3 separate regions of the Homo sapiens genome follow, and regions 2 and 3 are each linked to region 1. The links are chromatin contacts, found by Hi-C or POLR2A ChIA-PET in ENCODE. All regions are on one chromosome and are shown on one strand. The core of a region is the stretch at or near the end of the contact, and the rest is flanking DNA. Distances in the headings are between cores, read along the strand shown.

Region 1 (4,497 bases), core at 869-3,368:
TTGAGGAATGCAGATCTTGACCTGTGGAGCTGACCTTCTGGCCTGCTGGTGGGCTGTGCCCTATGCTTTGACTCTCCTGACACAGGGCGTTGCAGACCATATGGGAGCAGGAGGGTCCGGTCTGTGTTCTAAGTGCAGTGGGAAACAGCGTGGCAGGTCCTTAGGCTGAGAGGGTACGTGATGGCTGTCTTAGCCCATGCGAGCTGCTGTAACAGAATGCCATAAGTAAACTAGGTGGCTTATAAACAACAGAAAGGTATTTCTGTCCGTTCTGAAGGTGAGGTGTCCAAGGTCAAGGCGCTGGCAGATCCAGAGGCTGGAGAGGGCCTGCCTCCTAGGAAGGGGCAAACAAGCTCCCTAGGGCCTCTTTTACAAGGGCATTAACCCCATTCATGCGGGCTCCACCCTCATGGCCTCATACCTCCCAAAGGCCCCACCTGCATGTACCATCACCTTGGAGGTTAGGCTTCAACATCGGAAGCGGGGGAGGGAACACAAGCATTCAGTCAATAGCAACGGGATTGGGTTCAAGAGCTCAGAGTGGAACTAGGGAGCCTGGCAAGCTCAGGGCCCAAGAGTTCCCCTGTACCACCGTCTTTCCTTCTGGTATGGCTGCTGGCTGCCCCATCCGCCTGCACAGCCTCTGCCCCAACAGAGAAACTAGAGGTGAGCTAGGACACAAGAGTGGGATGGTGTGAACTCGGCAGCACCTCGCAGCAGCCGAGGCCCAGAGCAGCATGGGCCCACAGCAAAGGCTTCTTCCTTTCCATTCAAACTGCGAGAGCTCGGCAGGCCCCAGCGCAGGTGCGGCTCGGGTCGCTGTCCTCGGCCTCCCGGTGGGCAGGAGCCGGCAGCCGCCCTGCAACGTGGTCTATTTCCAGCAAACCACCCCCCTCCCCCCCAGCCATGATGCGGGCGTGAGGCTTTCCGGCTATTTCCCAGGATGTCTCTTCAGGCAGCGGGGTGCAGCACTGTGGTTCTGAAACTGGAGGGCTTGTTCTAAAGATGGCTGGGCCCTCGGCTCGGTGGGTCTGATCGGGGGCCTGGGAATTTGTATTTCTAAGAAGTCCCCAGGTGATGCTAACACCGTTTGTCCAGGGACCACACTTCGGGAGCCCCTGATGTAGCGGAGAACTGCCTAGCTTCTCATTCAGCCTCCGGCTGTGTGACCTTGCCCAAGGTCGCCTAACTTTTCTGTTTTGCTTGCCTCATCCGTAAAATTAGTCCACGAGGACTAATACTCGTGCCTGCCTCGCAGGACGATTATAACGAGTAAATGAGCTGAATTTACTTCAAGAGCTTGGAATGGCCCCGGCACATATTAAAGCGGTGAGAGGCAGGAGGCTTTTATTCATGGCTTGTAGTGGCTGGGTGGTGTCCCAGTGCATCGGAATCTTCAGGAGGGCCGGAAAGCCACCTGCACTGCACTGCGGGGGTTCCCCGCCCGCAGTCTCCCATTCAGTGGTGGGGTGCGGGTCTGAGAATGTGCATTCCTAACAGGTTCCCCCGGGGGCTGTTGCTGCTGGCCTGGAGGCACCTGCCCTCTCTTTCTGGGGAGGAACCTCCAAGAGGGATAGTGACTCACTCGGGTGGGGTGGGACAGAGGGGGACTAGAGAATGTTAGGGTCCAATGACACAAAGGTGACCCAGAGCCTGACAGCTGGCTGGTAGCTATGGGATCCTCTGCGCCTCCCTGTAGGGGAAGATGATTTGAGTAGTGAAACCTGTTGATGACCCTCCCACCCCCCAACAGACACACACACACACATGCACACAGACACACACACACACACGGAACCAGAGGGGCCTCCCGGGTACAGGTGTGGATGCCACTGGCTCTCGACCCCACTCTCTGCCCTGGGTCAGGTGAGTAGCCACACTCAGCGCTTCTGCTTCTGGAAGTCCTGGGCTGTGGCGGCTCCCACATCGCTGACTGGGGCTGTCCACATGGAAGACCCGTGAAAGTCACCAGTGGGAAGCAGGTGCATGCACTGTTTGGGCCTCTACCGGGTAGGCTGAAGATTCCACCTGGAGTGTGTCAGACAGGATAGGCCCTGGGAGGCTGACTCACGAGGACCAAACCCTGAGGAGCCTGAGGGAATCACTCCTGTGGGTGAGAGGAGGAAATCAGCCATATGGCTCTGGAGGATCCTGGCAGCCTGAGGACACTCTAAGGTGCAAAGCAGAATCCTCAAGGGAAGGGTGTCTGGGCAGGTTCTCCCAGCTGAGCCTCTGCTGGAACAAAGCTGGCTTTCCCCTGGTCCTCCAGCCAGGAAGCGCAGGCCCTTAGGCTTGGCTTGGACACTGTTCCTTGGACCCACCAGGGGCGGACCCAGGTCTAGACAGTCCCCTCCCGCCCCCCATTCCCAAACCCTCTGATAAACATGCTTTGGGGGAAGACTGCACGCCCTGCTTGCTCCAGCCCTGCTCAGCCCCAGGTTGCCTCGCCCAGGGAAGAATCTGGTGGCCAGGAGGCTTCCAGAGCTAGGTTGGGTTGAATATTAACCTGCCTTGATTGGGTGGAACAATATTTAAACTCAATTACAAGAGAAAGGGGTTATCTGGAGAGGGCTTATCAGGCCAGAGCAGCTATTGAAATATCTGATAAGCCCAGAGGTTGACATTGGAGTGGGGGAGGAGCTGGCCCCAAACACTAGTCCAGAGAGGAGAAAGGTGGATGAGGAAAATCGACCAACTTCCCTCCCTTCCTCCTGTCATCCCTTCTTTCTCCTCCTCTCCCTCCATTCCCTTTGTTCACATATGCTTTTTGAGTATCAGGGGCAGGCCCAGCTCTTTCCTGGCACCAACAGCTCACAGAACTTGCTGGGCCTTACTCTTCCTCTGGGCTCTTCCTCTGAGCTCCCATGGGCTCCTGTGCCTAGGCTGTAACTGTCCATCTTTCTGTCCGCCTCTCCCACTGGGAGGAGCTCCTAGAGACAGAGTTTGGTCTGCCTGATCGCTGCCACTCTGGAATCCAGCCCAGGGCCTGGCAGGGAGAAGCCTGCTAGGAGTGTTTGTTGAATGAGTAAGAGATAGCAAGAGGTGCTGGGCAAACGAGGGACTGGGACCTGAAAGCAGCGGTGAAGGGAGCCTGTGCCGGCAGGGGGCAAGCTGCTATATGGTGACGTGTCACCTTAGCACAGAGAGAATGGGGACAGAGGACAGTGAGTTCGGATGGGGCAGTAGGGATTGGGAAGAGGACAAACATGGGCACAGGGATGTGGTGTGGGCCGGCAGGAGGAGGCCTGTGAGGGGCTCCCCCAGCCAGGTATTGCCCGTGCCTTGTCTGAAGGGATCCAGGATGTACCACACTGAAGAGGGTTTTCTGGTTTATTTTTTTATTTTTTTATTTTTTTATTCCCCTTAATCTGCCTAAAAGCAGAGGCTCCCAAAAGAATTCAGCTGCCAGAAATCCTTTCCCTGGAACTTTCAAAACCAGAGAGATGGACTCCTATCACCAAATACAAGAATTCAAGAAGTCAGCACTGGCACCAAGATAAGAAATCACCAGAACAGACATAGTTGCAAAACTGTCCTAGCTGCCATCTGTTCTCCTAGGGGCCATTTATCTTTCCTAAAAGTAAAATGGTCCTTCTCTTCCCTCTTCCCCTATTAACATGGTATATAAGTCCCAAATTATAACCACCTCCTTGAGTTGCATTTTTCTTTTCTTTTCTTTTTTGAGACAGAGTCTCACTCTGTCACCCAGGCTGGAGTGCAGTGGCACCATCTCGGCTCACTGCAACCTCCATCTCAAGCAATTCTCCTGCCTCAGCCTCCCAAGTAGCTGGGATTACAGGCACCCGCCACTGCGTCCAGCTAATTTTTGTATTTTTAGTAGAGATGGGCTTTCGTCATATTGGCCAGGATGGTTGTGAACGCCTGGCCTCAGGTGATCTATCCACCTCGGCCTCTCAAAGTGCTGGGATTACAGGTGTGAGCCACCACGCCTGGCCACATTTTTCTTTTTATTTATACTTGTTTTATCCTTTTCTCCTTTTTTCTCTTTTCTTTTTTTTTATTTTTTATTTTTAACATTTCTTTCTTTTTTTTCTTTTTCCTTTATCTTCTTCTTCTTTTTCTTTTTTTTTTTTTTGAGACAGTTTCTCACTTTGTCACCCAGGCTGTAGTGCGGTGGATCATAGCTCGCTGCAGCCTTGAACTGAGTCACATTTTTCTGTGAAACTCCCTCATAGGTATGAGAATAAAAATCCATCTTTTTTCTCTAGCGAATCTATCTTTTGTCAGTTTAATTCGCAGGCCCCTAGTCACTGAACATAAGAGGACACAGGAAAAGTTTTTCCTCCCTATTATCTCATCTGCACTCACAGCACCTTTTCAGGCAGTTGTTAAAGTCTCTGCTTTGCCTGTGAGGAGACTGAGGCTCAGAGAATCTGGGCAGCTTCTTCAGGGACACACAGCTAGTCAGGGGGCAAAGTCAGGCTTCTGACCCAGGTCCGTCAGCTCCAAAGACTGTGCCACCGTCCCATGTGGCTG
Region 2 (4,497 bases), core at 688-3,187, 60 kb after region 1:
CTCTCTAGGTTCACATAAGCTGTCCCTATGGTAAGAAGGCCCCACCCTCTCCTCTCCACATGGCGTTTTCAACCTGATTCTTCAAAAGTCAGCTCAAGGTCCACTCCCTCCAGGACCCCCTCACTGACCTCCTCCAATGCCACCTGTGTCAACACCGTCCCTTTGCCCTCATGCCCCTGTGCCTTTGAGTGGACAATAACCGGACAGTCCAACGACCCCAGAGCTGATCTTCACAAGGAATTGGCCCAGTCTTTCTGGTGAGGGGCCCTTGGCGATCACCTCCCTGTGAGCATTCACTATGCTCAGAGAGGGCAGCGAGTTACCCAGAGCTACAGAGCAGGGCCCTGACTCCCAGGCAGTGTGCTGCTTATCGATAGCACTGCCAGTCTCACCTGGGACCCCTGACTCCATTGCCAGGGTAGGGACAATACCTGGGCAGCTGTCCCCATAGAGATGAAGAGGAGATGGGGCTTTTTTTTAATGTTCATTTTTTGTAGAGCTGGGGTCTCACTATGCTGCCCATGCTGGACTCAAACTCCTGGGCTCAAGTGATCCTCCCAACTCAGCCTCCCTAAGTGCTGGGATCACAGGTGTAAGCCAACGCACCAGGCCAAGATGGGACTTTAGGATTGCCCCACAGCCCTGCTTCCCCCAGAAAACCTCCATGAGGACCACGCCAGAGACATCCATTCCCTCCTGTCCCATCTCCAGGACACCTCCTGAGACCACTCCAGAACTCACCACTTATGCCCAGGCCTGGGGCCGCGAGGGACACAGAGTCATCAAGACATGGCCCCAGCCTCCAGGAGTGTGTGGTCTAGTGGGAGACAAAGACCCCAAACGCACCAGCAGCACAAGGGTGGTGGGAGCACAGAGGAGGCCTAAACAGCAGGAACAGTGACGTGCACCTGGAAGGAGGGCGGCAGGTGGAGAGGTGGGGGCAGCTGCTATCCCTGAGCAGAGGCAGAGTATCCACAGCATCAGACTACGTGAGCTCTGTGACTTCAGGCAAGTGCCCTATCTCTCTCTGCCTCAGAGTTCTCATCCGTAAAATGGGAAAGATCACATCTACTTCATAGGATTGCTGTGATTACTAAATGAGTTTCTTTTGTTGTTGTTGTTTTTCCGTTTTGAGATGGAGTCTCGTTCTGTTGCCCAGGCTGGAGTGCAATGGTGAGATTTCAGCTCACTGCAAGCTCCACCTCCTGGGTTCAAGCTATTCTCATGTCTCAGCCTCCCAAGTAGCTGGGATTACAGGCGCCTGCCACCACGCCCAACTAATTTTTGTATTTTTATTAAAGACGGGATTTCACCATCTTGGCCAGGCTGGTCTCAAACTCCTGACCTGAGGTGATCCACCCACCTCGGCCTCCCAAAGTGTTGGGATTACAGGCGTGAGCCACTGCACCCGGCTACTAAATGAGTTTCTAAAGGTCACACACGTAGAGCAGCCCTGGCCTGTGCTAAGTACCCCCCAAACTTTAGCTCTCATCACAGACACTTAGTATATACATGATTGTGCATGCATTTCAGCCGCATTTCTGCTCTTGATGCCTCTCTGAGTCTCGGGGACAGCTGTCAGGGGGGCAAATTCTGTTACAAAGGTGCACGAAAAGAGCATAGAGGGCTTAGCCGCGTACTGGGCTAATAATAGGTGCTTAATAAAGGTTTAAGTAGTGAGAACTAAGGGCTGCTGTGAGGCTGAGCTGGGGACAGAGTGTTTGTGGTGTTTTCTGGTACCCCGTTAGGGTCCTGGACTGCTCTGAGGATTGGCAATGTAGTTTTAAGATGTTACTCAATCGCAAATGTGTTTAGAGCAAGGAATGAGTTTTAGAAACCTTCGCACTCCCTGGGGCTCTCAGCACACCTTGCAGGGTGTGGCCTTCAAGAAACAGACTCAGAGACTGGTCTGGCAAGGTGCTCCCCCACACACCCGGGGCTTGCTGGGTGAGGCCAGGCCTTATTGCTTTCTGGGTTGCCAGCACCTCACCAGGAGCACACAGAAGGTGCTCAATGAGCATGCGTGCATTTCTTACCAAATCATTTTGTTTGCTTCAAAGTGTATATTTCTTTAATTTCTTTCTTTCTTTCTTTCTTTTTTTTTTTTTTTTGGTACCTAGATGAGCTGAAATTTTTCTTTTTTCTTTATTTTTGTTTTTGTGATGGGGTCTCACTCTGTCACCAGGCTGGAGTGCAGTGGCACGATCTCAGTTCACTGCAACCTCCGCCCTCCCAGGCTCCATTAATTCTCGTGCCTCGGCCTCCCAAGTAGCTGCGACCACAGGCATGCTCTACTGCATCTGGCTAATTTGTTTTGTATATTTTTTAGAGATGGGATTTCACCATGTTTTCCAGGCTGGTCTGAAAATCCTGAGCTCAAGCGATCACCCGCCCTGGCCTCCCAAAGTGCTGGGATTATAGGCGTGAGCCACTGCACCCGGCTGAGCTGAAAATTGTTAATGCTCCTTTACTTCATTTTTTTTCCAGAACATCAAAGTACTATGTTTGGTTTGATAATTAGAAAAATACAGAGAAGTGTGAAAGAGTCACATATACCAAAATGTTATTTTCTAACCTAATTCCTGCTTTCATGTTAATGTACGATATATATTTTATGTGCATGTCATATGTATATGTGTGTATATATATATGTGCGTGTGTATATATAATGTGTGTACACATTAAGAATTACAACTAATGCCTGGTGTTGATTGAGTCCGTCCTCTGCCAGGTACTGTGCTTAGTTGCCCCTGGCATTACCCCCTCTGACTTAGGCAAACTAGCTCTGGGGACAGCCCTTACCCCCGTCATATCCTGCCTCTCTAACAAAGTAAGGCATTAGGTGTGGGGGCCACAGGAACATGCATTCTGGAGACGTGAGAAGGGTGAGGTCACCTGAGCTAGAACAATCAAGGAAGGCTTCCTGGAGGAGTTGGGACTGAGCCTGACGTGGAAGGATGGGACAAATTGGAAAGTAGCCCCAGCCGTGGTACAGTGTGACAGGGGCCTGAAGGTGCAGATCCACACTTGGATACTTCTGAGCTCTGGTATCACATTCCCTGATGAGGGAGGGTGGTGCAGAGGGGTTCTGGGTGGTTAAAGCCCAGAGGCTGAATCAGGTGAACCTGTGCTGAAATCCTGGCCACTGAGAACTGGCTGCGGGAAGATGTGCAGGTCGCTTTTCCTTCCAGAGTATGTAGGGTCCTCTTCTGTACAGTGGGCAAGCCATGGCTCCTGCTTCACAGGGATGGCATGAGGGCTCAAAGGCAGCATGTGTGCCCTGACTCGAGCACAGTCCAGTCCAGCACAGGGTCAGTGCGCCATGAAAGCACACAGGGAAAGGTTGGTGGGACATAGATGGAGCTGCTTACAGAGGTACCAGGCTGGGAGGTGAGGCAGCCGTGGCTGTAACAGTGGTTACTGCAGCTTTCTCTCCAAGGCTTGTGAACACCTACTTCCCTGAAGATCACTGGAAATCCAGCATCACTTCAGGAGGTCTAGGGTGGCCGACGGTCTACCACCCTCTCTTCCCACTGCCAGAGCTGCCGAGCTGCAAGGATGTGGCTGACAGTGCTCTCTGCTCTCTTCCCCTGCACAGAAGCTCGGGGGCCTCTGCAGTCCCCCCGGGTGACAGGGGGCAGCAGCCCTGCTCTCCTGTCTGTCCTTTTTATAGCTGATCTCCTTCCCTGCTGGCTTTTCTCCCAGCTCTCCTTGCCACCTTGGAAGAGGGCACAGAGAGCCAGCCCCAAGGGGTGGGCCAGGGTCATCCTGATTCCTAGCCCCTCCCTCTGTGTCTTTACCTGCACTTTACTTCCTGAGCATGGGAAGAGAGTTGAGTGGGGAGTCCACGGCACAGCAACAGCTGACCACTTGCAGGGTGCCCTGTCCTCCCCACACCTCTTGCTCATCTTCTGGGAGTCCCAGCTGCACCTACAACCCTCATGGCTGCATGGCCCTTGGCCTCTGTGGGGAAGTGCCAGTCACTGTTCACCTTTATCATTGCTCTGAAATTCACCCACATTCGCTTTGGCTCTTCTGACTGGAACTGAGCAACTATTGCCAAAAAATCACCCTTGGCTGTTAACATAGAAGCACAGTCATCAGTTACATGCATATTTCAGAGGTATTGGGCCCACATATTTTATTTCACTTGATTCCCTCCCCATCCCCACTGTCTACCAGTCCAGCTTCATTGACTGAGGACATCTGCATGTTGCTGTCCTGTGAATTCAGCTGGGATCTCCTCCCGGAGTGACCGGCCTCAGCGGTGTGGCCAGCCCCAGGGGAGGCCCTGGGAAGTCAGGGTTTCTTGTAAGGTTTCTGTCCTCTGGGAGCTCCCATCCAATCAACGATACAAGATTTCTCTCTTGAAAGACCTTTCCCATCACCCTTTAAAAACTTTTCATTATGAAATAATCATAGATTTGTAGGAAGCTGCAAAAATAGTACAGAGACATCTTGTACTTTTCACCCAGTTTTCTCTAATGGCAACATCTT
Region 3 (4,497 bases), core at 502-3,001, 37 kb after region 1:
AGTCATGATTTACTTTATAAGATTTCACTGATGTATCCATGAAATAATAAGCAAATAAGAGTTAATAGCTATATTTTCTGAGTGCTGCTAGATGCTGTCTGTCTATATTATCTCGTGTAATCCTTGCAGCAACCCTGGGAAGTAGGTGCTGTTATTATTTCCACTTGATAGATGAGGCTTCAAGAGGTGAAGCAAGTTGTGCAAGGCTGTACAGCTATTAAGTAGCCAAACTGGGATTCAAACACAGCTTTGTCTCTAAATGTGTGCTCTTAAACATCTCAGTAGGAAAAATGTGAGATTTTTGGAAAAGCTGGTACCATAGGAGTCTAAGGGTATTCCAGAGGGAAGGCAAAGGATGAACACAAATTGAAGGCTTTGGACATGCCAGGTACCATACAATTTCATCCTCAGAAAACAGTAAGAAGCACATGTTGTTAGCCTGAAAGATCGGACAGGACCCAGTCAGGAGACAGAAAACACACCCATTATTTTTACAAAGAGCATTAATATAAATAGCATTAGCCAGGCATAAAGTTGGTAATTAGGTAACTGAAAAGGCAAAAAGAAAACTGAGTTGTTGGCCGGGCGCAGTGGCTCGAGCCTGTAATCCCAGCACTCCGGGAGGCCGAGGCGGGCGGATCACCTGAGGTCAGGAGTTCGAGACCAGCCTGGCCAATGTGGTGAAACCCTGTCTCTACTAAAAATACAAAAATTAGCCGGGTGTGGTGGCACATGCCTGTAATCCCAGCTGCTCAGGAGGCTGAGGCAGGAGAATCACTTGTACCCGGGAGGCGGAGGTTGCAGTGAGCCAAGGTCGCGCCATCGCACTCCAGCCTGGGGCGACAAGAGCGAGACTTCATCTCAAAAAAAGAAAGAAAAAAAAAAGAAAGGAAAAGAAAACTGAGTTGTTGTGGAGGTAATAACTGCTAGAAGCAGCTCCCACCCCCCAAGGCTGGGGGACTAGGGAAGAGATTAGAACTGTTAGAATTTAAGAGCTTGGAGGAGAAGCCCCCTTCGAGCCAAAACTCAGACCTCTGGGGGTAGGAGAAGGAGACTCTCCTGCTCCGCTGCTCTGGGGCTGGTGTCTCTGAGATGCAGCACCATGAGGCTGGTTCTGTGAAGGTTGGGAAACTGCAGACTAGATTCAGCTGCTGCTACGGGAGGGACCTGCTGCTGCCGAGGGGAAGGAGTGTGGCTGGAGCTACAATCACCTGAGCTGAAAGGAGACTGGCAGGACCAAACCCCGTCTTCCAGGCCCAGCACTGAGCTTCCCGTTAGCATCCCCTATTGGCTAAGACTACTATAGAGCCCGCTGGCAATGTAGGAACGTGGTTCGCAACATGGTTTTGGCATCAAAGAGACGGAGTCTCAGAGAGCTGAAGACATTTGCCTCAAGTTTCACACTCGCCACTCCACCACCCAGCCTTGTATAAGTGCTGTCTGCTTTTATGACCTCTTTGCTCATTTCTGGGGCTGCACTGGGGCCAACTTAGCCTCCTTCTGTCACTTCCCTGCCCTTGGTAGGAGCTCTTGCCTCAATGGGCAGCACAGCCTGACACTGGCAGACCCGGAGGCCGGGCAGGCTCCCCGGAGCCCTGAGAGTGCCCTCTTTGTGTTCCCCCGGCCCTGGAATCTCTCCTGACACATTCCCTGGCTGGGCCTCACCCCCTGTTCTGGCAGGCCCAGTCTGGCGGTGGTAACTGCCAAGCATCTGCTCAGCCTGCCTTGATGCTGGGAACAAAGAGACCAGCTTAGCCCAAGCCATTACCTGCCTCTCAGAGGCCTCAGGCACCGTGGCCGGGGCCAAGCCCCTGTGTCGGCTTCCCAGAAAGCGGGTCGGGTGGGGGTTAGGGCATGTCTGTCTCACGTGCTGAAGGAAGGAATACTTGTGCCAAGGGACAGGAGACCATTTTTGGGGTGGTGGGCTTATAGTGGGTGAGTCAGGGGAGCTCACCGCTGCTCATCCATCTTGTGTAGCCACCCCCGAAAATATTTACTGAGTGCATAGTATGTGTCAGACATGGTGCTTGTGGTGGAAATACAGTGCTTATAAAGGGAACAACTTTGCCACACTTAGTGAACTTAGGGTCAAGTGCAAGATACAGCCCATAGCTGAGTAAGAAAATGGGACAGGCATGGAGTTCATATCCTCAATCCCAGATTCGTAAAAAATAGAGCTTCAGGTTGGCCGGGCGTGGTGGCTCATGCCTGTAATCCCAACACTTTGGGAGGCCGAGGTGGGTGAATCACCTGAGGTCAGGAGTTCGTGACCAGCCTGGCCAACATGGCGAAACCTCATCTCTACTAAAAATACAAATATTAGCCGGGCATGGTGGTGCATGCCTGTAATCCCAGCTATTCAGGAGGCTGAGGTGGGAGAATCGCTTAAACCCGGGAGGCGGAGGTTGCAGTGAGCCGAGTTTGCGCCACTGCACTCCAGCCTGGGTGACAGAGCGAGACTCTGTCTCAAAAAAAAAAAAAGAACTTGAATTTTCTATAATTCACATTGATTTCTACTTTGAGACTCAATTCACTGGGAGACGAAAGGCGTAATGGATCACAGTTAGTTTAGGATAATTGTCTTTTTCTAGGGCTGTGTTTAGGTTCTAGGAGGCTTATGTAGCAACGTGGAATCTGAGGCATTAAATGAAGCAAAAAGTCTCTTGAGCCCTTTGATTCGTATCCTGTCGGCCTGGTTCCTCCGTGCACACATGTAATGTGCATGCATGCACACTTGCATACACAATCACAGTCATCCTCATTTCCCACTCAGCAGCCACCTCTATCTCCCTGCTCCCCTTTCGTGTCCCTCCCTTCACTAGCAGACGATTGGCTGAGTGGACCCAGTACATCAACACAAGTTCAGGATACATTCTGCAAAGGAAGACACAGCAAACAGACATCAGATAAGAGGCAGTCACACGGCAGACGTAGAGCCAGGCACTTGACATGCTTTTCTTCAGTCCTTACCATGACCCATTAAAGTAGATATGTTGTTATCCCCATTTTACAGATGAAAAAAACAGGTTCAGTGAGGTTAAGGGATACATCCCCCTCAGCACAGTGAGGATTCTATCAGAACCCCAAACCCTTCCCCCACTGCCATATCCTATGGCCTAAGTGTAGATCCTGGTGCCCCAGAGGGTCCAGATCAGGAAGGGAGTGGCAACAGGACTCCATGTGGTTCCTGGGACAGTCTATGAATGGTCTCTTCAGGCCTGGACTTGATCCATTCTTAACCCTTCACCTCCTGGACACAGGGTCAGGAATTTCTGCAGGAAGAGTCAGAGTATCAAGTGTGATGCATCCTGACAGCTTCCCAGGTGTTCGATGACAGCCTGGTGAAACGGAGAAAGCTGGGAGAATAGGCCCTTAGCCAAGGCACCCAAACCACCAGAAAATGGAAGAGACTCAAGTCTGTGGTTTTCCTGATGCATGAATGGACAGGGCTGAGGATGCAGCTGAACAACCTGGGGGTGGGGAGGGGACAGTGCCTGCATAGTCAGTCTGAGCCCCAGGGAAGGGATGGCAGCTCCCCACTTCTTACCCACCCCGTGCCCTTGTGTCTCACTCTGCCCCCATCCTAGAGGGCAAACCCAGGAGTGGCTGCACTCCCTCTTACTTCCCGTACTTCTGCTGCAGACATGATTAAATAAAACCAGACCTCGAATCCCAGAGCACCACTCAGGTCTGGAGCTCAGAAGATTCCAAATTTAAGTAGGTAAATCCCCACTAAGAACATCAACAAAATGTCAAGAGCCATGACAGCAGCTGGGCTCTTTGTACACGTGATTTGATAGAATCTATAATGAAATTTAAAAAAGCATGTATGTAATTATACTTTTAAACGTATTTGTACTTAAGTAGCATTCGACTACTTTGGTTGGAAAAAGATGGCAACAAGTAGATGTGTGTGATGTTATTTGTTCAGAGTAGAGACAATTGCTGGAGCAAATATGGATTCATAGGCCAATTGCAATTAGTCTCAGTTCCCCTGCCACAAGGAGAGCCTGGGTATGCACCCTACACTGCTACACCCCCAGGTCCATGGCCCATAGGCCGGGAGCCTGGAGCTGCAGATTGGAGGGTTCTAGTGACATCCCTTCCTGAACTTCCATGTGCCCCTTGGCAAGTGACTTGACTGCTGTGAGCTGTGGTTTTCTTATTCTTACCTGCTTGTTGGGGTGCTGGGACAGAATGAGACAGTGGCCACAAAACACATGGCTGGGAAGACACAAGCCTGTGGCCACAGAAGTTATTCCTCTCTTCTTGTTTCAGATGGGAACAAATCATATGTCCTTTTTTCTATCATTATTGAACCTTCAGGCTTGGAAGGGGAGGGGAAAGAAGAGAATCGACAGCCAGGATATTTCTGCCTCAACTTTTCCAGGAGGATCTTATCAGGGAGAAAGTCAGCTAGGACTCAGTCACCTTCCTGAAATTAGGGATTGTTTGGTTTTCCCTTCCACCTTAGGGGCTGGATCAGGTCCCAGGGGC

Evidence for each region. A loop is a pair of places that touch in the nucleus more often than their neighbours do. ChIA-PET counts read pairs that join two places held with the same protein, here RNA polymerase II (POLR2A). Pooled maps may share reads with other maps.
Region 2: a loop to region 1 is called in a map of Calu3, with 2.1 times the contacts of the local background. The contact joins two enhancer-like sites. A Hi-C loop is called at or near these places in 2 of 168 maps with a recorded cell type or tissue (Calu3 and gastrocnemius medialis) and 1 of 50 pooled maps. POLR2A ChIA-PET finds 5 or more read pairs at or near these places in 4 of 52 experiments (Caco-2, K562, OCI-LY7 and 1 more).
Region 3: a map of mammary epithelial cell shows a loop between it and region 1 (2.3-fold over the local background). The contact joins two enhancer-like sites. A Hi-C loop is called at or near these places in 2 of 168 maps with a recorded cell type or tissue (Caco-2 and mammary epithelial cell) and 1 of 50 pooled maps. POLR2A ChIA-PET finds 5 or more read pairs at or near these places in 6 of 52 experiments (Caco-2, OCI-LY7, PC-9 and 3 more).

Annotation. Positions count from the first base shown.
Region 1 is chr2:121,209,457-121,213,953 of GRCh38, reverse strand. No RefSeq gene overlaps it. Among named protein-coding and RNA genes, the nearest start is that of TFCP2L1, 73 kb to the left of the region's middle. Within about 2 kb of position 2,118, at least 6 of the 41 ENCODE cell types and tissues checked have a DNase peak (open chromatin) inside an H3K27ac peak, as active enhancers do; they include mammary epithelial cell, where a contact is called at or near this core.
Region 2 is chr2:121,149,336-121,153,832 of GRCh38, reverse strand. No RefSeq gene overlaps it. Among named protein-coding and RNA genes, the nearest start is that of TFCP2L1, 130 kb to the left of the region's middle. Within about 2 kb of position 1,937, at least 2 of the 41 ENCODE cell types and tissues checked have a DNase peak (open chromatin) inside an H3K27ac peak, as active enhancers do.
Region 3 is chr2:121,172,250-121,176,746 of GRCh38, reverse strand. No RefSeq gene overlaps it. Among named protein-coding and RNA genes, the nearest start is that of TFCP2L1, 110 kb to the left of the region's middle. Within about 2 kb of position 1,751, at least 4 of the 41 ENCODE cell types and tissues checked have a DNase peak (open chromatin) inside an H3K27ac peak, as active enhancers do; they include mammary epithelial cell, where a contact is called at or near this core.